2 separate regions of the Homo sapiens genome follow, and region 2 is linked to region 1. The links are chromatin contacts, found by Hi-C or POLR2A ChIA-PET in ENCODE. All regions are on one chromosome and are shown on one strand. Each heading gives the region's core, a stretch centred on a gene start or an enhancer-like site at or near the end of the contact. The rest is flanking DNA. Distances are from core to core; before and after follow the strand shown. Region 1 has its middle 36 kb from the start of LINC01641. Region 2 overlaps CDC42BPA (CDC42 binding protein kinase alpha).

The links. Hi-C counts contacts between places; a loop is a spot of excess contacts on that map. ChIA-PET counts read pairs that join two places held with the same protein, here RNA polymerase II (POLR2A). Pooled maps may share reads with other maps.
Region 2: a map of endothelial cell of umbilical vein shows a loop between it and region 1 (6-fold over the local background). The contact joins two enhancer-like sites. A Hi-C loop is called at or near these places in 2 of 168 maps with a recorded cell type or tissue (PC-3 and endothelial cell of umbilical vein), 1 of 37 single-sample maps with no recorded cell type and 2 of 50 pooled maps. POLR2A ChIA-PET finds 5 or more read pairs at or near these places in 5 of 52 experiments (BJ, MCF 10A, PC-9 and 2 more).

The regions. Positions count from the first base shown.
Region 1 is chr1:227,426,673-227,432,894 of GRCh38, reverse strand. It overlaps the pseudogene RPS18P3. Among named protein-coding and RNA genes, the nearest start is that of LINC01641, 36 kb to the right of the region's middle. Within about 2 kb of position 3,919, at least 13 of the 41 ENCODE cell types and tissues checked have a DNase peak (open chromatin) inside an H3K27ac peak, as active enhancers do; they include PC-9 and endothelial cell of umbilical vein, where a contact is called at or near this core.
Region 2 is chr1:227,297,090-227,303,311 of GRCh38, reverse strand. All of the region lies in intron 1 of CDC42BPA (CDC42 binding protein kinase alpha), which reads left to right. Among named protein-coding and RNA genes, the nearest start is that of CDC42BPA, 18 kb to the left of the region's middle. Within about 2 kb of position 3,956, at least 2 of the 41 ENCODE cell types and tissues checked have a DNase peak (open chromatin) inside an H3K27ac peak, as active enhancers do; they include PC-9 and endothelial cell of umbilical vein, where a contact is called at or near this core.

The DNA of each region.
Region 1 (6,222 bases), core at 2,670-5,169:
ATCCTCCTGCCTCAGCCTCTTGAGTAGCTGGAACTATAGGCCTGCACCACCACACTCAGCTAGTTTTTGTATTTTTTGTACAGACAGGGTTTTGCCATGTTGTCCAGGCTGGTCTTGAACTCCTGGACTCAAGTGATCTGCTCATCTCAGCCTCCCAAAGTGCTGGGATTATAGGTGTGAGCCACCATGCCCGACCCCCACTCCCATTTGTGATTTGTGCAGAATTTCTGCCAGCCCCTCACATGACTCATGAAGGGTGAGAATTTTCCCCTAAAGTCTCCTCCAGAAGCCCACACTAGAATCTACCACACTAACCAAATTTCATCATGTGATGTTTCACAAGAAATTAGAATGAGTTATATCCATGCTTGCAGGCAGAGAGTGGGTCCAGTTTGGAGAATCTGACCCCAGTGACAAGTCCAGCTCCTCGGGGATTTTTTTTTTAATTTTTAATTTTTAGTTTTTTGTAGAGATGGGGTCTCACTATGTTGTCCAGGCTGATCTCAAACTCCTGGCATCAAATGATCCTCCCACCTTGGGCTCCCAAAGTGCTGGGATTACAGGCATGAGCCACCATGCCCAGCCCTCCTTAGGGATCTTGATAAAAGATATTAATGGAAAACTGGATTAAGATCTAACATACTTATATATTCTTCCAGGCTCCCTGAAGCTCCATAAGTCTTTGATTCTGTGTCTTCTTGGCTGTAGCACAGTCTAAGAGTCAGAATTTTTGCCATTCTCCAGGCAGTGTAATGTTTGTACTGTGTGTGTGTGTGTGTGTGTGTGTGTGTGTGTGTGTGTGTGTGTTCTGTGAGCTGCCACGGCCACCGCTGCAGGCTGCAGCTGGTGTTGATGGTGCAGAAGCGCTGAGTCACTGGCTGTTTAGCGACCCTTACATCACGTTCCATTGTCCTTTCTTCCTTTCTAGGCTTTGAGAGCCCTTTCAGTGTTTTCATTTTGTTTTGTTTTTGCCCAGGGCCTCTCCCTGGTAGGAAATCAGGGTGTAAAAACTGAGAGGGTGCTGGGGCTCCCGAACAAAGCTGTGCAGAAGGACAGTGGATCCCTGCAGGCTGCTGAGGACACCCAGCAACCCAGATTCACGTGCTGGAAGCACACGAGGGCCCTGGGCCAGCCCCAGCGAGGCCCCGGAGCCCCAGGGTGGGCTCTGACTGACATTTTTCTGCAGCTCTCCCTGCTGTGCTGGTTTCAACTAGAGCTGATGAGTTTAACAATCTCTTTATAAGTTCTGAATCCAACGTTCTTCGTGCCCATTTTAGCACAAGTGTAACAGGTGGTGCTAATTATCAGTGTGACATAAATTCTTGGAGAGGTAGCCTCTGGAGAGGGCTATACAGATTTTTTTAAATGACTATTTTGACCCAACGAGCTTGTCACTTTATTACAGTTGTTTTGTTATTAAAAAATACCTATTTATTATGGAAACATTGGGGAAAAAACAAAACATCATAAAGGATGAAGTAAAGGTTATTCGTATTCCACCACCCAGAGATGATCACATTTTGATATATAATCTTCTAATATTTTTTCTAAATATGGATTGATATGCACGTACGTTTTACATAATTGGGCCCACATTGAGCATTTTATTTAAACTGAAAAATATGCTGTGAATATACTCTTACGTCATTGAGCCATATTCTAGAAGTGCTGCAAATTAATGCAGTATGAGCAGAGAGATAAGATGCATCTTGGATTGTTTTATTTGCTGTCAGTTCATTTCTATTTGTAGGATCTTTCTCTTGCCAGAATAGCCTCATTTACAAGTCCTGTCCCTTCCTTCCACCCCTGCAAGGGAGCTAAAGCATTTTCTCAGGTAATCATCCCACACTATCTCTGCATTTTTTTTTTTTTTTGGTATATAAACTATTTATTAACAGACAAGGCCTACAGACTTATTCCTTCTTGGACACACCCGTAGTACAGCCATGGCAGCCAGTGGTCTTGCTGTGCTGGCCTCAAGACACGAAGGCCCCAGAGGTGGCGCAGCCCTCTATGGGCCTGAAACTTCTTCAATCACTCCAGGTGGTCACAGAACTTGTTGTCCATTGGCTGGGATCTGGCTGTATTTTCCAGACTTTACATCCTTCTGTCTGTTCAAGAACCAGTCCGGGATCTTGTACTGGCATGGATCCTGTATAATGGTGATCACACGTTCCACCTCATCCTCAGTGAGTTCTCCTGCCCTCTTGGTGTGGTCAAAGTCTGCTTTCCTCAACACCGCATGAGCATATCTTCGACCCACAGCCTAAATGGCAGTGATGGCAAAGGCTTTTTTTCCACCGCCCACCGATGCTGGTGTTGAGTACTCGCAGAATATGCTGGAACTCTTCAGGGATCACTAGAGACATGGTGGCCACAGAGGTGGCAGCATGTAGGCCTCCTGTGGAGGAGAATCTCTGCTTTTTTAAAAATGCTTTCTGGGAAGCCCTAGGACCAGCTAAGATCTATCTGGATCAGTAGTTCTCAATCTTGAGCTCACATCAGAATCTCCTGGAAGGCTTGTCAAAGGAGATTGCTGGGCTTCACCCCTGGAGTTTCAGTAGGGCTGGGGTGGTAGACAAGTTCCCAGGCAAATGTTACTCATGTTGGTTTTCTACTGAGAACCACTGATTTGGGGGAATGGATGAACAATTTGCTTCCTCCAAGCCCTCTCCCAGCGTTCCTTGGCTACTTGTCTTTTTCCCTTAGAGCATTTATTTTGTCTCTAAATTCTTTGCTTGTAACCACTCCCTATGCTGTCTTCTCGTGGTGTCACTCATGCATACAAAGGACAGAAATATTTTCTTAATGGAGGGCTGGAATCCAAAGGGTTCAAGGAGCCCCCTAGTATCCGTGAGAGTAGAAACCAGGGTGATTCGTCCTTCCCTGTCACAGCAGCACAGTCTCCTGAAGAGCTGGCTCAAAAGGAAATGCACAGATGCCCGGACTATTTGTTAAAGGAAATGGCACATTATCCTCTTCCCAACATCTGGTCATTCCTGAAAGACAGTCAAGCCCCGATAATACTGTTGACTCACTCGAAGCCTGTGTCTTCTTTCCCGAGGGAGGTGGAGACGAACCAAGGAGGATAGAATCTATTTTTGTGTCGGCCCAAGGGGACGCCTTGGGGAGGGGACGAAGGGTCACCCACATTGCTGTTCTGTTCTGGGAGCCAGGAATGCATACTTCCTTCCTGTCCAGCCCTGAGCAACAGTCTCTTTCTCAAGTCTCAGATCTTCCACAGAGAGCTGGAAAGATTTTTAAATGCCATGGTGGGCTGGAATGGCTGGACACCAGCATAGATGGACTGATGAAATGGGAAGAGATTTGGCAGGACGCAGGGTGTTGAGGTTGCAGCAAAGGCAAGAGAGCTGTGTTGGGTTGAGTGACTGTCACACTGTGCAGTCAGGGCTCAGAGGCTGCATCTGGCTGCCTCTTCATTAGGAAATGCGTGTGTTTTTTTTTTCATCTCTAAGGCATCTTCTAGGGGCTAAACATGGAGAAAGAATAAGAGGGGTGTGAGTAGGGTGTCTGGTTAATTAACCTGGAGGACTTGCCCAGGTTGACTTTGCACAGGTAAGGAGAAGTAATACCCTGAAATCCACCTGGAGATCCAGGGGGACCCCCTCCAGCATCTCAACCAGTTGGATTAAGTGAAGCTGAGTTCTGAGAGAAGGAAGTTTCATTCTCATTAAACTAATAGAGGGCCTCCTGGACTAGGGAGGGGATGGGGAGAGGTGGGGAGAGGTGGGGAGGGCACCTCTGCCTTTGGAGCTAAGGGCATTTATTGTGCCAGGCCTTTGTTTTGTTCCAGCCAGGGCACTCTGGCGAAGGCATCCTGGGAATTTGGCCTGCAAACAGAAAGGGCATTTCCTTGTGTGGGTTTCCTGTTTAGGTCTGCGTAGAAACCCAAAGGATCGCTTGGCCTCATAAATCCTCTAGACATTACTGGTGTAGATGCTCTGGCTGGATGCCATGGGAAAATCGCACAGAAATAGAAGAAGGGAGGAAAGCACATTTACTCCCAGGATGCTGGGTGGGTTTCAGGCTCCCTGCCTTCAGATCTGTAAACAGAGGAGGTTGGGCTAGAGGGGATGATCATTCAGGTCCCCTCCAGCTTTGACAATCTCAGGTTCCATTTCCCTCTCAAGGGTCAGCGGGAGCTGGCACTGTGAAGCTCAGGCATGGGAGTCAGCTGAGCAGCTCACCAAACAGAAGCATGAAGAAAATTTCAACCAAAAAATTAGAAAGTTGCCTTGGAATATCCTTTAGGCTCCTTCACAGAAAGAAGGTGCTTCTGAACTCTGGTATTTCCCAGACTTTCCTAGACGCTTAGCGTATCCCAAAAATGACAGCTACCAGGGTCAGGAGTATTGTGGAGTCTCGTGGATGGGTTTTGGCACAAAGCAAGTTTGCAGAGCTGGCAGTGAATAAGGTGTTTATTAGGAGACATCACCCATTTCAGGTTTCTTTTTTTACTTCCAGTTTCCCTCAATTTCTGTATATGTCAAATTGCAGTTTGGCATTCACACTTGTTGGTTTAATGGAAGAGGCATGTTTTCATTCTTAATCTGTGGATGAATTCAGATTCTGCGCAGACTGCACTTGGAGATTGACCAGACTTTAGGTCAGTTGGGAAAGTCATGGGGCAAAAACAGGATTTCTTATGGAGATTTCCTGTGTCAACCCAAGCTTTGTTCCAGTAAGAACATGCTCATCATCTTCAACGATGCCTCTTGTGTTACCTTATTTTCTCATTTATCCTTATTTGCATCATTTAGAAAATGTGTTATATAGAACTGTCTTTTTTGGGAGGCAAATAATGAAATGATATTGAGTAACATTAAATTAATTGCTTGTAGTCAGACAATGCAGCGTTCTAGTAAATTAATTGGATATTTTACTTAAGCAGGGGTAGACCCACTTATGAAGCAATATTTCTCAAGACAAGATTGCCCCCTTAGAATTCAGCATGGCTCTATCCTCAGTTCTCTCGGGTGCGAATCGTGGCATTTGTCTGTGAACCTCATACCCTCAAACATGTCCTTACAGATAAACACATCCACAAAGGAAAATCACTTCCAAGGTCCCATTCTGTTATTTCTTTTCCAAATTTTGCTTTTGTGTGTCTGAAATACATTCTTCTTTTCCTCCCACCAACTCTGAGCTGTTTCTTCAATAATGAAGTAGGTGGAAGAAGAAGGAACATGATAGGAAGTTCTAAGCTTTCTGGGTCCGTGCTCCTTAGAACACTAATCCTGAGAAATGTGCTTTAAAAGGGAGTCCTGTGGTCACACAGGGGTTGGGAAATGCATGTTTGCACTCTGCTGTGTTAAAAGCTCTGAAAATTCATGCAATAAAGAAATATGTTTGACTTTAGCTCAGCATTTCCCAAACTTATCTGATCAAGAAAATATCTTTTTATATTATGTGTATAGCAGATATTAACAAATGGAGGAATAAGTGTTCTATGTGACACTTTGAGAAATGCTTCCTACTGAAAAATAGAGTTCACTGTCTTATATTTAGTACTGGGGATAAATATATGTATTTATGTTATAGTATATAATATGAATATTTATAATATATGTTATATATTATATGAATCATTATATTATAGTATATAATATTATATAACATAAATATAAATATATTTATAGTGATAATAATATAAATATTATATATGATATATAAATGTTTATAATTTATATTTATATTATAACATTAACATAATTCTAATATATAATATATTCTATATTACATTACATATAATTATATTATGTATTGTATTATATAATATAAATATAATATGTATAATGATAATTTTATTTGTTTATTTATTTATTTTTTTTTTTTTTTGAGATGGAGTCTCGCTCCATCACCCGGGCTGGAGTGCACTGGCAGGACCTCTGTTCACTGTAACCTCCACCTCTGGGGTTCAGGCAATCCTTCTGCCTCAGCCTCCTGAGTAGCTGGGACTACAGTTTCTTGCCACCACACCCAGCTAATTTTTTGTGTTTTTGGTAGAGATGGGGTTTCACCATGCTGCCCAGGCTGGTCTCAAACTCCTGACCTCAAGTGATCTGCCTGCCTCGGCCTCCCAAAATGCTGGGATTACAGGCGTGAGCAACCATGCCCAGCCTATAATTATAATTTATATTTACATATATAATTTATATTCATAATGTTTATATCTCAATATTTATATTATATATAAAGTGG
Region 2 (6,222 bases), core at 2,707-5,206, 130 kb after region 1:
AGTCTTGTCTGGAGAATCTGACTCTCCCCAAGAAGAAAGAACTTAGAGATGCAGATATCAGAGGCTTCTCAGTAAAGGGCTCAGGCAGTCACACTACAGTGAGATTTGTTATCAGGGGGTTTCACCCAAGGATTTGGAGCTTCACATCATGTTTTAGTTCTCGTAATTAAATATGAATGGAAAATAGAATTGCCAGACATCTGAGGATCCTCAAAGCCTCTATAGGGTACAGTCCCAAACAAAGAAAGCAACCCACATGAAACATACTTTTCAGGGAAAGCATAACTTCGAAAAAAAAAAAAAACCCAAAAAAACCAAATCACATAAAACTATCAGTATTTTCCAGAGATGAGAGAAAATCCTGCAATCATGAAGTCAGGATGCCATAAAAAGGAGCAAAAGAGAATGAAAAAAGTTCTTTGAAATTATTATGATAGCTAAAATGGAAACCTCAGTACAAGATTGGAAAGTAGAAAAGTGGAGCAAAAAGCCACAGAGAGATAGAAAAGAGGAGATAGAGGAGAAAATTAGAGGACCAATTGAGGAGGCCTGAATAATAATCTGATGAATGATAGGAATTCTAAAAGAGCACTTTGAAAGAACAGAGGGGGAAAAAAATCATCAATACAAGAAAATGTTGTAGAACCAAAGGACACGAGTTCCTAGATAGAAGGGGCCTACCAAGTACCTAGGTCAGTGGATGAAAATAGATTCGCATCAAGGTTCAGAATCAATATATTTTGCAATTCCTAAAACTCTGGGGACAAACAAGAGACCCCAAAAGGTTCCAAAGAGTGTGAATACAAAGGATAAGAATCAGAAACTCTTTGGCCTTTTCAGCAGCAACTCTAGAAGCTAGAAGACAGTGTTCATATTTTGAAGGAAAACAGTTTCTAAACTGAAATTCTATATCCAGACAAATTCTTAAGTATGAGGGCGGGATAAGGACATTTTTAGGCATGAAGGTGTTAAAAATTCTGTAACCTGTGGGCTACAAATGGTTTACTTAGGATAAGGAGCTTCCCAGGATGTGGGACTTCTACTAAAACCAGCACAGTCTTAGGCAAACTGGAATGAGTTGATTGCCTTAGCTGCAACTAGGTAAAGGAGTGAATGAAGATGAGGAAGTAACAGGATATAGGAAGCAGGAGATACAATGCAGGAGAGAGTAGAAAGGATTTCCTAAGACTGTAATGAAGGGAGAATACAAAATGACAACTTTGCACCAAGCATAGAGGTGAACCATAACAGACAGGATGCAGTTCAGAAGGTTTCAGGACAGACTTAAGTATCTGATATGGATGAACATCTTGAGAGGAGATTAGAAAATCTGGGGAGGGTTTAAGGTTGCTTAGGAAATGAAGCAAATGAGAAAACAATAAGAAAAATAGAAATTAGGAAAGGAAAAGTAATAACTTATATGGTTATAGTAATGGAAACACTTAATATTTATCTAACTAAAATTATGCTGTAACCATATTGGGAGGATGGTATGGAAAGGGAATTTTTTTTTTGGTGGAAGTGATAGTAGGTACGGGGCGTAATGTTTTTCCTAAATCTTAAGTGATGATTGAATGTGTATTTATGAATAACTGATAAAAATGAAAATTTTAAAAACAGCTGTAGTTTTTACAGAATTAAAAAGTCTAAATCCGGCTGGGCACAGTGGCTCATGCCTGTAATCCCAGCATTTTGGGAGGCCGAGGTGGGCAGATCACGAGGTCAAGAGATTGAGACCATCCTAGCCAACATAGTGAAACCCTGTCTGTACTAAAAATACAAAAATTAGCTGGGCATGGTGGCACATGCCTGTAGTCCCAGCTACCCTGGAGGCTGAGGCAGGAGAATCGCTTGAACCCAGGAGGCAGAGGTTGCAGTAAGCCGAGATCGCGCCACCGCACTCTAGCTTGGCGACAGAGTGAGACTTCGTCTCAAAAAAAAAAAAAAAATGTCTACATCCTTTACTCCTACTTCACTGATCTTATTTTCAAACTTGTGTTTTTCTTTTTGAGGTATTTCTAAGTCCTGTAATCGAGGAGCTCAAAACTGGATAGAGGGAATGGGAAATTTGTGTTAGAATTTATGAGTATATTCTTTGAGCAGATCAGTCTTTTTCTTCTTCAGTTATTTCTCTGTTCTTATGATGGCAATTTATAGTCTTTGTCTTAGGAGTTTAGTTGATTCCTAAAAAACCTATGTAGGTTAAATTCGTTAGTGATACACAGATACTTCTGTGAACACACAGCAAAAGAACACTAACAGAGCAGTGAAGACAAATCACACAAATGATGTAAATGACGCAAAGGATGGATATGATTATTATTTCTTAAAACTAAGGAGCTGCCAGGTGCTATGAGGAGGCATCAGAATACGTGTCAACTATACAACTGCAAAGGTAGCTTTGGTTTAGCAGCGCTTACCCGCTCTTCTGATGTTCAAGTTGATACTTGTAAATGCAAAGAAATGCCGTGTGTGCGTGTGTGTAAATTCTCATAGCTTTTGGAGTACAAGAGGTTTTTGGTTACATGGATGAATTGTATAGTGGTGAAGTCCAAGATTTTAGTACACTCGTCACCTGAGTACTGTACATTTTACCCAATATATAGTTTTTTATCCCTTACCCCCTTTCTTCCTTCTCCCTTCTGAGTCTCCACCTCCATTATACTACTCTGTCTGCCTTTGTGTACCCATAGCTTAGCTCCCACTTATAAGTGAGAACATACGGTATTTGGTTTTCCATTCCTGAGTTACTTCACTTAGAATAATGGCCTCCAGCTCCATCCAAGTTGTTGCAAAAGACATTATTTTGTTCTTTTTATGGCTGAGTAGTATTCCATGGTATGTGTGTATATATATACCATATATTCTTTATCCCTACATTGGTTGATGGGCACTTAGGTTGGTTCCATATCTTTACAATTGTGAATTGTGTTGCAATAAACATATGTGTGCAGGTGTGTTTTTGATGTAATGACTTATTTTCCTTTGAGTAGATACCCAGCAGTGGGATTGCTGGATCAAATGGTAGATATACTTTTAGTTCTTTAAAAAATCTCCATACAGTTTTCCATAGAGGTTGTACTAACTTACGTTCCCAGTAGCAGTCTATAAGTGTTCGCTTTTCACCACATCCACAGCAACATCTGTTGTTTTTGACTTTTTAATAATGAGAGGTGCCTTATATTAAATGAAATTCCTCTTGTAATGAATTTCAACTTCTCCTAGAGAAAATCCCTTGAAAATCTAAAGAACTGACCAGCTCTTCCCTACATGTCTGTTTTAGGGCAAGGTTAAGAGAAGTTTGTTTCAGGGGATTGCTGAACTGTAGGACTCTGAGAAAACTGGTCCGCTTTCTAACTACTCCTGAGTCAGGTTTTCAGAGGACGAGAATGACGTCTTTATTTACTTTAACATTATGACTCTTTACATTCAGATGCATATTGAAAAACACACCCCAAAAGAAATTATTATTGAATTATGTAATACTTTGCTTCCTTGTATGAGAAATCATTCTGTTTAGTTTGTTGACTACTTCTGTTGCTCAAGGTCGTTTTTATTTTCCAGACTGTGGGTCATTTATTTTGTTCATGATTGCATACCTAAAAATTTATCTTGCATTTTATCTAAAGGGAAAAACATCAAAATAGTAGCAAAGCCATAAAAAATTTACATAATAAATCTGTAATCATTTTAGTTTCTAAATTTAATGTCTTTGCTGAGAATCAATAGAATTTAAAGCAGATATTAATCAGTGTATCTAGATAACATTATATATTTACAGCTTAAAATAGGGTTAGGATGAAATATTTATGACAGTTTAGTATATTTTGTTTTCAATTAGGTGTATTACTAAAAAACATGTAAACCATTCCATTTAAAAAAAGAAGTAAAAGGAGATGATGTAATATAACTAGTATTTGGAAATGACAAAGGAATTTTCCCTCCAGCTGTAGAAGTATTTCCTTTGCAACAGTGTTTCTCATTTATGTTTCAGTTCTCAGATATACAAAGATGATTGCTGTGAGAGGGCATTAGTTTTTTAACAGACAATTAAATTCAGTTTTTGAAAACCCTAATTGTTTAGTGTTCGTCAACCCTAAGAATTTTTACATAAAGCTGCTTAAATATTAGTTAAAAAGTCAAGTTTCATTTTCTTTCCAAAATTCTCTGCACATGGCTCAAACTGTATTTGAGTCTGAATTTCTTTTGAAAATCCAGTAAGCTTTATGAAGAAATGCCAAGAAAATGTTTAGTTCAAATTTACTCTTCTTTCATAGAATGACTTTCACTTTAACTGTTTCACTTGATTTCTATTTATGCTACTCTACAGCTGTCCATTTGTGAAAGTTACCAGCCTCTAGAATGTAAAGAGCTATATATGATTCTATTCTAGCATATTGAGGTGAAGTTATAGATGAGCAGTGTGTTTTGTTCAGCTTAGTTTTGATTAATTTTCCTTTTTTATGGATATTGAATTATCTTTATAATTCAGTGAAAAGGCAGTGTTTGAGATATTTCATGTGCTTTCTTCTCTGTAAAGTTCTCAGTTTTTGTCACTGAAACCTATAAGCCACTGAGCGGCTGCTGTCTGTATCTGCTTATGCCAGATAGTCCTTGGCTTTCATTTGCCAGAATGCAGCAAGCTTTTTGTTATATAGCTTCAAATGGCTTTTTTCCTTAAAAGAAGCATGTTTTTGCTGGAGAAGTATGAATCTATATTAACAGTTGATTATAAAGGACAAAACTCTGGGACAGCCAAATGGAAGTGATGCGTAGGGCAAGGTTTAGGGTAAGGGAGTAGAGGGGGAGGATTTCCATGCCCTCCTTAATTTTCTTCTGAGTTTTTAGGTTATAGCACCAACATACTAATGACACTAGCTTGTTTATATACATGTTTAGCCAAATTATGAAAAGTAAAAGAAACTATTTACCTGAGGATATTATTACAAAAAAAATGCCTCAAGTTGAGTAAGGGCAATTATAATAGTGGTTGAATTTCTGGTACTATTTTGTCATAATTTCACTTGTTATTTTTTATGTGTTTGTGTATATTTCTTGGATGTGCTTTAACTGTTGCTTGTCTTCAGTACCTTGGCAATATATATGAATTTGGAATTGTGGCACGACTCTGGGGAGGGAGGTATTCTGGAAAATGCCATATGTGTGAAATTTTTACCTACTACACTGAGAAAGAGAGATTTTTTTTGAGACAGATAAAAAAAAACATTGTATATAGTCACACTGCTTTTTCTCAGTCTGCTTTCTTTTGGTGTATGTATATATTTATGTATGTATATATTATGTATATATATGTATATATATGTATATATGTGTGTGTGTGTGTATATGTATATATACACACACACACACATAAAACAAAATTTGCCATTTTAGCCCCTTTAAAGTGTATTATTTGGTGGTGTCAATTACATTTCAAAATGTATAACATCACCACTATTTCAAAAACCTTTTCATCACCTCAAGCAGAAGCTCTGTATCCATTAACCAACAACTCTACATTCTCTCCTTTCCCCAGTTTGTGGTAACTTCTGATCTACTTTCTGTCTCTCTGAATTTCTACATATTGTAGATATTTTGTATAAGTGGAATCATTTAATATTATTTTGTGTCTGGCATATTTCATTTAGCATGCTATTCGTAAGGTTCATTCATGTGGCATTATGTGTCAGAACTTCATTCCTGTTTATGGCTGAATAATATTCCATTGTATGGCTATACCACATTCTGTTTATCTGTTCATTTGTTGATGGATACTTGCGTTGTTTCCACCTTTTGGTTATTATGAATAATGCTGCAGTGAACATTGGCATACAAGTATCTGTTTGAGTCCCTATTTTTAACTCTTTTGCATATATGCTTAGGAGTGATATTTCTGGGTCATATAGTAATTCTATGTTTAACTTTTTGAGGAACTGCCAAACTGTTTTTCAAAGCAGTGGTACCGTCATACATTCCCACCAGCAATGTATGAAGGTTGAGTTTTGCTACATGCTTGCTAACATTTGGTACTTTCTGTTTTTTGATTAGTCATTTTAGTAGGTATGAAGTGGTAGGTGGTTCATTGTGGCTTTGATCTACTTCCTTAATAATTACTGATAACGAGCAGCTTTTCATGTGCTTATTGGCAATTTGTATATCTTCTTTGGAGAAATGTCTGATTAACCCTTTGCCCACTTTAAAAGATAGACTATTTTTAGAAAA